Linked DNA regions of Mus musculus: region 1 is linked to region 2. The links are chromatin loops, found by intact Hi-C in ENCODE. Cell type or tissue: left cerebral cortex. All regions are shown on one strand. Links, peaks and the distances in the headings refer to the core of each region. The heading gives the core; the rest is flanking DNA.

What was found. A loop is a pair of places that touch in the nucleus more often than their neighbours do. Peaks named below come from ENCODE experiments on the same cell type or tissue, not always from the same donor. Only the 100,000 strongest peaks of a DNase experiment are listed, where the experiment ranks them.
Region 1: it touches region 2 in a loop (7-fold over the local background); 21 of 42 quality-filtered maps call a loop at or near these places.

The regions. Positions count from the first base shown.
Region 1 is chr1:178,333,842-178,340,634 of GRCm38, reverse strand. Hnrnpu (heterogeneous nuclear ribonucleoprotein U) reads left to right here and starts at 2,820. Exons shown (of 14, transcript NM_016805.3): 1 at 2,820-3,682; 2 at 4,477-4,588; 3 at 4,680-4,753; 4 at 6,609-6,748. The coding sequence starts at 3,064. In left cerebral cortex, for the core only: a CTCF peak has its summit at 2,732; DNase peaks (open chromatin) are centred at 3,348, 4,038, 4,509, 4,681 and 2 more places; H3K4me3 peaks cover 3,307 bases; H3K27ac peaks cover 2,803 bases.
Region 2 is chr1:178,402,849-178,409,641 of GRCm38, reverse strand. It overlaps Efcab2 (EF-hand calcium binding domain 2), which reads right to left and starts at 3,624. Exons shown (of 7, transcript NM_026626.3): 1 at 3,509-3,624. The coding sequence starts at 3,539. In left cerebral cortex, for the core only: a CTCF peak has its summit at 3,087; DNase peaks (open chromatin) are centred at 2,208, 3,252 and 3,974; H3K4me3 peaks cover 1,779 bases; H3K27ac peaks cover 1,939 bases.

The sequences.
Region 1 (6,793 bases), core at 1,230-5,229, 69 kb after region 2:
TTCCTTCACGTGTTTGTCACACGTGACACATGACAAACAAAAACAAGCAAAAACACAATCCAAATGACTTTTCAAAAAACCCTTAAGTTTCTTCTTCATACTTGTTACACAGATTGGGAACTGCAGACACATACACGTATTTGTCTATCAATGGATCTGACATACTTTTATCCCCATTCCTGGGGCCAATTTTCCATGTAGCCTGGCAATTGAGTCATATCTAATTGCTGCTTGGCCTTTTGGCTAAAATCAAGTGTTGAGTCACAGCTAGACTATATATAGCTGTATCCTTGCTCTAACTGTTGTCCCAAAGAAGTCTGTGAAGGAAATATGTTATACAGGCGACTGGCTGTGAAGGATATTGAAAAGTGCTTAGTGTGACTGAAGAATGAATTTTCATTTTGCTTTCATTAGGCTAGATTTAGGTAACTATATGTGTCTAGTGGTTATTTTATTGGCCATCTCTAGTCTTTGAGAAGCGTTGAGACAGGACCTCCTGTAACCCAGACTAGCCTTAAACTCACTATGTATCTGACAGTGCCTTCACCTTATGATCCACCTCCCAAGGGCTGGGGTTATATACATGCGTGACGTCCTTCCTGCTGTCTCTTGTGGTGGCCAGCTCTTGTGCTTTTCTACACCACAATCAACTGGTATATGACAGATAACACTTTTTGATAGTGTTTATAGTTGGCGGGCTTCTCTAGTAGTCTTATCCCAGCACTTGGGAGGCAGAGGCAGGCTGATTTCTGAGTTCGAGGCCAGCCTGGTCTACAAAGTGAGTTCCAGAACAGCCAGGACTATACAGAGAAACCCTGTCTCGAAAAACCAAAAAAAAAAAAAATTAATTTTTTTTTAATGCATGAGTATTTCATCTGCATGCACACCTGAATGCCAGACGAGAGTATCGGATCCCATTACAGATGGTTGTGAGCCACCATGTGGTTGCTGAGAATTGAACTCAGGACCTCTAGAAGAACAGCTAGTGTTCTTAACTGCTAAGATGTCTGACCAGCCCCCCAGGGATAATGCTTTTTAAAAATGGTTGCAGCAGGGAGCAGTAATGCATGCTTCTAATTCCAGTGCATAGGAGGCATAGACAGCCAGCCTTGGCCACAGAGACCCTTCAAAAAAAAAAAAACCAAATAAACAAATCATTTTATTAATTGGTTAAATTATATTGGACAGATAGGTTTCATTTCTGTACCGTTAAGTTTCAGATGAACAGGAGGAATACAGGGACCACAGCTTTACTGCCAGAGCACCAGTGCACCAGTATATATAGTTTCACATTTTGGTGTGCTTGGTTTTTGTAAAGACAGGGTCTCAGGTATCTCCTACTGGCTTTGAACTTTTGTAGCCAAGGATGACAATGAATTTTATTGACTGAGTTGCTTAGTTGCTTAGCTTGAGACAGGGTTTCTTTGTGTAGCTCTGGCTGTCCTGGAACTGGCTTCATAGACAGGGTGGGGGTGGGGGTGAGGGGATGGGGGTGGGTGGGTGGGGTGCCTCTGCTTCCTGAGCGCTGGAGCCAAACTTGGGTGTCACCACTGCCTGCCTGGCTGACACTGAATTCTTGATCATCTTACCTGTATCTCCCAAGTGTTGAAATTATACACATGTACCACCAAGCATAGCTTGGGTGCAATCTACACAGGAAGGCCCCAGTGTAGAAATTAAATTCTATATAAAAGTTTCAAGAACACAACATATTTAATGCCAGAAAACAAATCATAATTTTTTTTCTTTTCTTTTTTGAGATAGGGTCTGGTATTCAACCCAGATAAGCCTGGAATTTACTAAGTAGCCCAGGCTAGCTTTTAACTCTTGATACTTCTGCCTCACTCTGCCAAGTAATAGAACTACAGGTGTTTTCTTTTTTTACTAAATCCCAGCCTTTTGTTACTACCAGTTTGTAGACAAGTCAGCAGGTATACAAACATGTTTAGAGTGGCTGAAAAAACAGGGAGAGGATCAAAGTGCATAATCTAGCTGGGTGCTGGCTGTCTTCCTCATCTGTAATTAAAGGGTCTCCAAACTGGTGGATCAGATTTGCAGGGGACAGAGGCCTATCTTTATAGTACAACGAGGGGAACTTCCATGAAAATCTAAGGCTTACTCAAAGGTCAATAGAAAATACGGTGAGTAGCAACACAAGGCCCGCTCTATATGGCTGTTAGGCATGGTGGAGTACAGCAAGCCTCTTTCCCAAACCTTGCACCACTGGTTGGGGAAGAGACAAAAGAAAGGCTCTGGCCTCGCCCTTGCGGAACTTAAAATAAGTCCGACTGGCAAGGCAGGACTTGTAAAATTTAAAAACGCAGTTAAATGGTGGAAAAACTAAACAAAACACCACCTTTGCATAACAATCGCCTATGGGTGTTCTACAGGGCAGCGGTGGAAACTTGAAGAGTTTTTTAAACCTAGAGCCGGAGGGACAAAAAAAAAAACAAAAACCAAAACAAAAAAAAAAAAACCCAAGAAACAACAACAAAAAAAACAACCCGAAAACCAAAAAACTAAACTAAGATGGAAGAAAGGAGGTTGTTCTCGAGTGGAAAATGCCAGGTGAGGACTGAAGGCGGGTGGAGGAGAGCCTCCGCCAGGACACAGAAGGCAGAGCGCCGGTGGAGCGCGGCGGCTCAAGAGCCGGAAAGGCCGGCGGCCACTGCGGCGGGTCCGTTTAACCGAAAGGTGGCTTCTAAGAGCCTCCATTTGCGCGGTCCGGCCCAGCGCGGAGGTCGCGCAGTGGGGGCGGGGCGGGGCCTGCGCGCGCAGCCGCTCTAGCGGGCCTCGCCTCGGCAGGGGGCGGGGCGCCTATATTACGTGCGCGGCGCCGCCCCTGCGAGAGGACGTTGCGTGCTCGCTCGCGCCGGGCGAGTCTCCGCGTCTTGCCTCGCGAACTCGGTGAAAGGAATTGGCGCCGTTCGACACCAGGCGGGTCCGTTCTGCAGCAGCACTCAGCCATCTCCAGCCGCAGCCGCCGCCCGGGCCGACCAGCAGCAGCCGCCGCCGCCACAGGCCGAGGGAGCCAGCAGTCAGCGGGGAACCGGGGCCCTCAACATGAGTTCTTCGCCTGTTAATGTCAAGAAGCTGAAGGTGTCGGAGCTGAAGGAGGAGCTCAAGAAGCGGCGCCTCTCCGACAAGGGCCTCAAGGCCGATCTCATGGATCGACTCCAGGCCGCGCTGGACAACGAGGCAGGAGGCCGCCCCGCCATGGAGCCCGGGAACGGCAGTCTCGACCTAGGTGGCGATGCGGCCGGGCGCTCGGGAGCGGGCCTAGAGCAGGAGGCCGCGGCTGGCGCCGAAGACGACGAGGAGGAGGAGGGCATCGCCGCTCTGGACGGCGACCAGATGGAGCTGGGCGAGGAGAACGGGGCGGCGGGGGCGGCTGACGCCGGCGCGATGGAGGAAGAGGAGGCAGCGTCGGAAGACGAGAACGGCGACGACCAGGGCTTCCAGGAGGGGGAAGACGAGCTCGGCGACGAGGAGGAGGGCGCGGGCGACGAGAACGGTCACGGGGAGCAGCAGTCCCAACCGCCGGCAGCGGCGGCGCAGCAGCAGCCTTCCCAGCAGCGTGGTGCCGGCAAGGAGGCCGCGGGCAAGAGCAGCGGCCCCACCTCGCTCTTCGCGGTGACGGTGGCGCCGCCAGGGGCGAGGCAGGGCCAACAGCAGGCGGGAGGTAAGAAGGCGGAAGGTGGCGGGTGAGTGTTGCGTGATGGGTGCGCGTGGCGGTGGGGACCGTGCCCCAGGCCTGCCGGGGCCCCTCGGGGCGAGCGCCGCGGGAGGGTGGGGGCGGGGGAGCCCCGGGAGGCTCTGCTCGCCATGCCGGCGGCGCCTCCATTATGTATGTCGGGCGCCGGGGTGGGGGGAGCGCTGCAGCTGCCGCGGTGGGGGGGCCGGCCGGGCGGGAGCGCCGGCCGCTGGGGCGCTGCGTGCGCGCGGTCCGGGCACATGTCGGCGGTGGGGGGAGGGGAGAAGCCCGAAGGTCCCGGAGCGGGCGGGCTTTGGCGGCTTAGCGCCGCGGTATTGTGCAAGGAGCGCAGGGGCTCGTGGTGACGTCACTTCCGGCGGCAGGCGCGGGGAGCGGGGCGGAAGCTCAGTACAATGCGGCGGCGGGGCACGCGGGCTCGTGTGGGGGAGGGGAGGTGGGCCCAGGCTTCCCCCCCCCTCGTTTGAGCGCGGCCGGCGCACGTGGGCCCGGGCGGTGTCCCGCTTTTTTTTTTTTTAAACTCTTTTTAAAAAATGCTTTCTGGAAGGTTGCGGTAGGCTGGCAAGTTCAGTCTTCAGACTGCGTCACTGTGTCCAGTCCAAGTCCAGACTTTTTTATTTTCATTTGTCGATTAAAAAAGTCAAAGAATCAGTCAGAAAAAAATAATCAGTAACAGCTCTTGAGGCTCGAAACACAAAAGGTGCTTAACTGCATTATTTAGTTTTCGGCCTGATGCTTTAAGGCGGTGTTCTGTGTCGTTATAGGAGACGGCAAAACAGAACAGAAAGGTGGAGATAAAAAGAGAGGCGTTAAAAGACCGCGAGAAGATCATGGCCGAGGGTATTTTGAGTACATCGAAGAAAACAAGTACAGCAGGTAGAGGCTCCTCACCCAGTTTTAACAGTCGCCCGCTCTTTTTGTATACAAGGTGGGGAAAGCTTTATCAGGAGACAATTCTGTCTTTCAGAGCCAAGTCTCCTCAGCCACCTGTTGAAGAAGAAGACGAACACTTCGATGACACAGTGGTTTGTCTTGATACTTGTAAGTGAGGCGGACTTTCCCGCTCTTTGCTAGTTTTCAAGTGCAGTGTTAACATTGGTTTTAAGTGTTAGGAAAAATGTGTTGATCTTAAAGTGGAAAAAACCAGTTAAGAAACTTATTTTAAAGCAGGAAGGTAGTAGCTTAATGCTCAGGCTACAGTAGTTTAATATTAATACCACTTCAGTTGTATTGATTTAACAAGCTCTAGTAATTGGTAATATTTACGAGTTGAAACTTCTCAGTACTTGGGGGATGTAAAACTAAATAATTTTTGCTCGGCTATCAGAAACTTGTTTTTTTAAAAACCTGCCTGTAACTTGTCCTTAGATTACATGATTTAGTTTTTTCTCGTGGAACTATGTTAAGTGAGCTATTTGGGCTAGTTGAATACTTACTGATTTTCCCATTAGCACACAAGTGTATTCCCTATTCTAAGGATTGTAATATTAACTTTCAATAACTGCTCTTTTGTTCTCAATTCCAGTTCAGTAGCTGCTGCTTTAACATAAGTTGATTTCTTCCAAAGACCTGGGGCAGCAGCAGTGGGCTATCTGAGCCACTAGCTTTCTTCAGCAGCGAATGGTATCAATGGCAGCACTGTAAATATGCTACTTAACCCAGTTGGGTTGCAATTGAATATGAGGAAGTATTGCAAACCATGAAATGGGCTTTAGCTGTCAGATTTGTATTTTTATCCTTTAAAGAAGTCAGTTTAGTATTTAATAAGAACATATCTTTTGGTGTGAGCAGAACAAAAAAAGTACAAATCAGTGCTTAGTTACAGGATTTCACTTGGTAGAAGGGGTTAAAAGCTTGGATTCTCATGTTTTCCCTGTACAAATTGTTCAGAGCCCTGAGAGTTAAGTGTAAAACATGGCTGCTTTCTAACTACATACCTTTTACAGTCAGTTAATGACCTGAAAGAAAGGAGAAAACAACTTTTTTTTTTTTTTGGAAGTTTTGGTCTTTACTGAAATGTAAAATACTTTGAAATTCTTAAGGTAGTTATAGGAATGATTCAAGAGAAGAGTTAACATTGCTACTTAAAGGAATTTTGAGTCCAGTCAGATAATATTTGTAATATACGAATTTTAATTCTGTCAGCAGTCAGGAATTTTATGAACAAAGCTTAAGGAGAATATCAAACTGCAGATAAGTTCAATAAAAATGAACCACTCCCTAATTTAAACATTAGTTGCCAAGTGAGAATTCTGAGAAGCTGCCAGTTAATGAGCCCTTGTCACCCAAAGATAGTAAGGTTAAGACTGGATTTGTATAATCCAGGCAATAGTTAATTCCTAGTTGTGACACCTTTTCAGATTGGGTAAAGGAACCTTAAAAGGCTACACATTAACATTTGTTAGACTTCCAGGTTTATGGGTTCAAGCTGGCTTAGTGACAACTTTTCAGAATTAAGGTTCTGGAACCCTAATGTTAGTTTACAAAGCACAGAATCAGCAGCTCTCTTTAAATATTTGGTGGCTTCCCTTCAGTTTTTAATTGTCACTGGTAATTCTACCTGGTTCTGGCTTGCTACACTTTGATTTCCTGCTGTCCTCTACTGCTTGCCTCTAAAACAAGGTAAAGAGCAGAGCAGGTATGTATTAATGTTGCGTTGTTTAAATCATTTAACATACTTTAAAAGCGCTGCAAATTTTGGCTTTAATTGGCAATTGACTTAAGTATATGGTCAGTGAAGGCTGCCTTGGGGGAGTGGGGCTTAAAATGAGAATAGGAAGGAAAGCATGTATTAAAAGTTCTGCAGTAATAAATTAGATGGGAAAAAAGACTAAATTATGTCTTCAGAGCTGAAATAGTTTGGATATCAAAAGGATAATGTGTGATGTAATTTCAGATAATTGTGATCTGCATTTTAAAATCTCGAGAGACCGTCTGAGTGCTTCTTCCCTTACTATGGAGAGTTTTGCTTTCCTGTGGGCTGGAGGAAGAGCTTCCTACGGTGTGTCAAAAGGCAAAGTCTGCTTTGAGATGAAGGTAAATGAGTTTTGTGACTTTTGAGAACCTATTTGTATTCAGTGG
Region 2 (6,793 bases), core at 1,019-5,018:
TCCTTTTCTTTTCCTTTCTTTTCTTTTCTAAGTTTTGGGTTTTTTAGACAGGGTTTCTCCCTGTAGTCCTTTGTAGGCTAGGCTCTCCTGGAACTCAGAGATCCGCCTGCCTCTGCCTCCTGATGGCTCGGATTAAAATCCTGTTTCACCGCCAGGCCCCAGGCCATTCTTAATCCATATTATCCACTTGACTGGATACCTCTGGATGTATTTCAGGGGCTTTTCCAGAGACAACCGGATCTTGAGGGCACCAACCTAATCCGTTTCAATCCACTGATAGATTCAAATTTGAACAGAACCTTGAAAAGTAAGCTCTCCTAGAGGAAGCAGGACGCTGGACAGTGTGCCTTGAGGATCTTATCTTGGCCCTGGCTCCCTATTGCTCCTCTTGGCTTCTTGTTTTCCATTTCTTCCTCTCTTATCTCCCTTACTGATAACCTCCCCTTTGGGGAGGACAAAGACAATGCCTTCTTCATCTCGCTATTCACTAAAGTTCTGCCCTGATGTAAGGGCTAAAGTTAAGCTTTAAACCCCACTCGCCCAAGGACAGATAACTCCCAGGAATGCAGAGGGCTGTTGTTTTTGTCAGATAATGAATCCCTGTTCCCCTTCAATAAACAAAGTTTGTTGTCCCAACTGCACAGGATGTGCTTGGTCACATCCAGGCAGGAGACGCACAGGCAGGAAGGAAGTCAGGATGTATGCTTGCCCCAGTGAACCAAGGTGGAAAGTAAGGAGTTTCATGAGCCTGGCCTAACAGGCACCTGAAGGATGGAATTCATCACCATTTCTGTAAGAATCCCACATAGGGACATGGCCAGTGTCCATCTTCCTGGCCAGTATTTAATAAAGCTTACTTCAGTTGGACAACCATGGATTCCATCTTCCTCATCACAATTTTCAGGTTTAACATTCACCAGACTACTTTCCATGAAGCAAGCATTAAATATATAAGAAATTGAATATATGAAATCCAGCTTTCAACAGCCATTACTTCCACAGTTAGTTGCAGACTGAACTGTTTTTTCTCCTAAACTTACACTAAACATTAAAATATGTTTTGGAAACTAAAGAAACAGAAATTCTGTCTGTCTCTGTCTCTCTCAAGCAGGGATAACAACTGTAAAAATCAGGCTGGGTGTGGTGGCACACAGTTTTAGTCACAGCACTCACTCAGATGCAGACAGGTGCATCTCTGGGAGTTCCAGACCAATCAAAGCTACAAGGTGAGATCCTAAGTGTTGTGTGTGTGTGTGTGTGTGTGTGTGTGTATAATTTTACATTGTAAAAACTTGCAGTATACTCCAATGCTACCCTAAATAAGTCTTTAACTTAAAAAGAAAAGGAGGGGTCTGGAGAGATGGATATTTGTTCCCACTGTGTTAATAACACCTATTGTGTCTCTAGTTGTGGTGTGTTTCAGCTTTAGCATATGCATTTATCCAAGAGTTCTCTGCTTGAATATTATAAACAAAATTAAATAAAGTCAACCATAAGTTAAGAGGTGGAACAAGCAACCAATTGACAGAGAGTAAACATAGGATTATTTAAAAAAAAAAAAAAAAAAAAAAAAACAATGTCTGGGACACTGGCTGAGGAGCAGGGTCAGCTGGGTGCTTTCTCTGCTTCTCTGAGCTAGCAAACTTTCACCACAGATTCTGGCTCCCGGGTTTTCATTGGTAAAACCAAATGATTTAGATTTTGTTTAAAAAACAAAACAAAACAAAAAAAAAACCCAAAAAACAAAAAAACAGATGGCTCAGAGGTTAGAAGCACTACCTGCTCTTCCAGAGAATCCTGGATCAATTCCCAGAACACACATGGCAGCTCACAACCATCTGCAACTCCAGTTCTGGGGGATCCGACACCCTCACAAGGACATACACAAAGGCAATACACCAATACACATAAGGTAAATTAATTTAAAAAATAATTCATCCCCTAATGATTTTCTCCTTTACTTTTTTTGAGGGGGGTAATAAAAGTATAACTAAAAAAAAAAAAATACTTTCTGGGGAAGCTTTTTTTTTTTTTTTACCTAAAACTTTTTTTTTTTTTTTTTTTTGAGACAGGGTTTCTCTGTGTAGCCCTTGTTGTCCTGGAACTTACTTTGTAGGACCAGGCTGGCCTCGAACTCAGAAATCTGCCTGCCTCTGCCTCCCAAGTGCTGGGATTAAAGGTGTGCACCACCACCCCCGACTCACCTAAAACATTTTTTATACAACATATTTTGATCATATTCTTTCCCTTCCCCCAACACCTCACCGACACTCCCTGCCCTCTAACTTCATATTCTTTGTAAAAACAACAACAAAAAAGTAGAATAAAACCTTCCATTTCTAAAATAGCACCACAAAAATCTTGATACCTTAGTAGAGTTAAAACTCTATACTACAATGCCGACTTCTGAGATTAATTTTACCATCTATAAATCACAGGTCATCAATAAGATCTCTAGCTGCCAGGAGTGGTGGCGCACGCCTTTAATCCCAGCACTCCGGAGGCAGAAGCAGGCGGATTTCTGAGTTCGAGGCCAGCCAGGTCTACAAAGTGAGTTCCAGGACAGCCAAAACCAAAAAAAAAAAAAAAAAAAAAATCTAGGGTCTCAAGTTTCCCTGCTGGGTTCCTGTAATCACCATGACAATGGACTAAACAACTCGTGTAAATATTAGTTGTTAACCTAACTACTGTGTTCCAAACCAGAGGGTGGGGGTGGGGGTGGGGGAATACAAGAGGGAGGGGAGAGAGTCAGCAAAGATGGAGTGTTACTTTCACTTTTTTTGCAATGTTTGCCATTTACTATTTTAGGGCTTGCTTGACTATTTATTTAGCGGTGATGTTGTCAATTTATCACGTAATGGCTGTTGAGTCACAGATCCGATTTTAAGTCATTCGGCTGGGTTAGCAACAATTCAAAAGGTCTTGCAGTTCAACATGAAACATTAGTTTTTCGGGTCCCCTGAGGCCTCTCGGGTACCCGGCCGGTCTGGGCGGCCCGACAAGTCCCGGCTGGGTTTTCTTTAAAGTGATTAAAGTGCGTGTTCCTTATGCAAGGCTCTAGCGCGACCCGGGCCGCTAGGGCCCAGTCTGACCTGGAGGCTGCGCTCCGCCTGGCGGAGGAGGAGGCAAAATGGAGGCGGCTGGGGCCGGGTTGGGCCGGGCTGGGCGGGGTTTCGGCACAGCCGCAGAGGATCCCGCCAGGTTCTAGTCGCAGCTCCAGTCCTCCATGAGGCCGCCCTCCGGGTTACCCACAGCCCACCCAGACCGCGGCTGGCGCCCTCACGGGGAGGGGAGGTGCCAGGGACAAGGACGCCATTATGAACCTCCCCGGCGGGGGCTACAACAGCCCGCGCAGACCTCTCGAGGGGACGGGAGGGCGGACGGTGGGGACGCGGGCTGGCGCCGCTTTTCAGCCCACTGTCGCCACGCCGAGGGGCTCAAGATGTTGGCCGGGGGGCGCTTCCTCAGGCGCAGAGGCGACGTCGTGGCACCCCAGGCAGGGTCCTACCTGTCCCTTCCGCGTCCCTTTCCTCCGCCATCTTGGTGCGGAGCCGGTCGCCCGGGAGACATCCAGCACGAACCCTGCGGGACCCCGCGGGCGGAGAAAGCCCCTGGATGCACGGTGGCCCCCCGATCCCCGCCCCCACCAGAACCGAGGCCCGCGTTCTTTGGGCCTAGGGGCGTCATTTATTAACAAGGCTCCGGAACCCGCCTGGGCCTGATTGTGACTGTCAAGGACGTAGTGTGCCTTGCTTATTTCTTTATTCATTTCTTTAATTACTTATTTTATTCAGCTTTTTTTTTTCCCGGCCGTCTCAGGTGCGCCCCAGAACCGGGCGCAGACCTGGCGGCCCCTTACACGGTCCCTCCCCGAAAAGCGTCCGCCCACCCCAACCCCACCCGAGCCAGGCCTTGTGGCTCTCTGGCGTCACCCTCTCCTGAGCGGAGCCACTCTGCCAGTCACGGAACTGGAGCGAAAACGGACATGGGCCAGTGCAGGAGGAAGCCCAGCCTTTCCCCGGGATCGCAGAGAGAGAGAGAGAGAGAGAGAGAGAGAGAGAGAGAGAGAGAGAGAGAGAGGACTTGCTGTAGAAAAACATGTGCAAAATAGGCGCAAACACTGCGTCGCCAAGGCTGCAATTTCTGATACAAAATAGTGTTCTCATAGCAACAAATAAATTGACGGTCTGTTCTCAGGGATACACACATTTTGTATGTTGATGGTGCAATTTGGCATGACCTTCCGATGAGAATTTTGAGTACTGAGAAACTTGGCTATCGCGTGTTTTGTTATTTGATGGATAAGCTCAGAATACTAAGATTCTCCCTTAAATGAAACCCCCCCAAAACAAACAAACAAACAAACAAACAAAAAAAACCCAACAGTTTTGAAATGTCTAACAATGTGACTCAAATTAATATCTAGTTTTAATCTTTAATGATAATTTCATGGTATATGTGTACTTATTTAAATATTTTTGTAAAAGTAACTAAATGTAGAGGCCTTTGTTTTGTCTTGATTTTTCTTTAATATAGTTATTTATTCACTTTACATCTCAGTATTTTATTTTTTATTATTAGTTTTTATTCATCGAAGTTCTGTAATCTCAGTGAATGAACCCTCAAAGCAGGCCAACTGTACTCTTCATTAAAATATTTTTTTCTATAGGCAATAAAGATTTGATGAAGTGTCTAACTACAATTTGAATAATCAGAAAATGGTGCATATCAAGCAAATTTCCCCAGCACTCAGGAGGCAGAGGCAGGCAGATTTCTGAGTTCGAGGCCAGCCTGGTCTACAGAGTGAGTTCCAGGACAGCCAGGGCTACACAGAGAAACCCTGTCTCAAAAAAACAAAAACAAAAACAAAAACAAAACAATAAAACAAAAAGAAAGAGAAAGAAAGAAAGGAAAAGAAAGAAAAGAAAGACTTCCAAGATGAACTCAAGCATACAGTAAATTAATCACCCCAAAATATGGAAGAGTAATTTATATTAATATTTTATTTATTTTATATTAATATTTTATTTATTTTATATTAATATTTACATTCTGTGTGTTCCCCTTACTCTCCCTGAAGATGAAGGACTTTGTAGCAAGTATGGGAAGGAAGAGAACTGTCCCTTCCTGATGGAAGGTGACCCTGAGCATTGCCTGCCCCTTATCTTTACCTCCTCTTCAATGGTCCCATAGGCAAAGTTTTCAAAATGTTTATAGTGCTTTTATTTTATTTACTTGTTTCTACCACATACATTTCCAGCCAGTAACGTTGTTCTATACACTGGGACATTCTGACTGGAATTGTGTGTGAGAGATGTGTGTGTGTGTGTGCGTGTGTGCGCACGCACCTGTAGCTTGTAGTTTGTGTCTTTGCTTTAGTGTTTTGTATGAGGAAGGATTCTCTTTAGGTGCTCAGACTGGTCTTAAATTCCTGGGCTCAAGTGATGCTTCTGTTCAGCCTTCATGAGTTTCTAGAACTTCAGGTGCACACACTGACATCTAATCTGAAATAATATAGGTCTTAAAAATGAAAACAAGCTAGTGTTCTCAATGACTTTTCCAAGCCACTCAGATTCAATGAACTTACTGTAAGACAGATTTTCCTCTTGCTTTATATTTTTGTATCAATAAAAGTATTGGCAGCACATGGTAAAAAAATGGAATCCTTACATAAGCATTTGTTCATAGACCTAGTTAACATTTAAAAGTTAAGCAAATTTCTCTGTAACTCCCCTCCTAACATTTTGTACATTCTACTAAACTAATAAAGTATTTCATTTTAGTTATTCTAAATCATATTAGTTTGTACTCCTTTGAGTTCTTCTTGAAAATTTAAAACAATACCATCAAATCAGGTGAGGAAGTTGGGAGATGGAGGCAGGAGGATCAGGAGTTCAAGGTCACCCTCATACAGCAGTGAGTTCAAGGTCAGCATGATGATGGAGATTTTACTCAACTGTAAAAGGTACATGCTTACCATTCATAAAAGCCTAGGTCCAATCCCCAGCACCAATAAAAAGAAACTACAACCAAAAGGCTTGGACCTTAGGTAGTTAATACACTGTTGATCTAGGTTTAGCATTCACACCTATAGTCACAGCATTGGGAGGCTGGGATGAAGATTTCTGAAAGTTCAAGGTCTGCCTGCGCAATAGTCTAAGACCCTATAACAAAAAGCCAAATTAAAAAAAAAAAAATACTGCAGGGCAGGTAGTAAAAAAGAAAGAAAGACCAGGCAGTGGTGGTGCATGCCTTTAATTCCAGCACTTGAGAGGCAGAGGCAGGCAGATTTTTGAGTTCAAGGCCAGCCTGCTCTACAGAGTGAGTTCCAGGACAGCCAAGGCTACACAGAAAAACCCTATCTCAAAAAAACAAAAAAACAAAAAAACTACTCCCTCTCCAACTTTGAAGACAAGAGACACAACTTACCCATATTTACAGTACCTAGCCTCACTGGAGCCTATTTTAAGTATTTAATTTTCCAACTTGGTTAATGTACGCTTATTTTTTTTTCAAATCTACTTTTAATATGGATTCTTAAATACTTTAACCTCCCTTCTAGCCCACCACCCATCAGAGGTAGTGGGAAAGAAAGGTTATTAGGATACGGGGAAGTGGACCTAAACAGAATTGTTCTTTGGAGCAAATCTCAGCTGCGTTGTCAGGAAATCAGCAGTTCGGTTCTCAGGAGTCAGCAGTTGTAGCTCTATCCACTCGAGAACACTTCACAGATACACCGGCAGTAAACCAGCAGTGACGGCACTGCCTAGCAGACATAGCCAGGCCTCCTCCA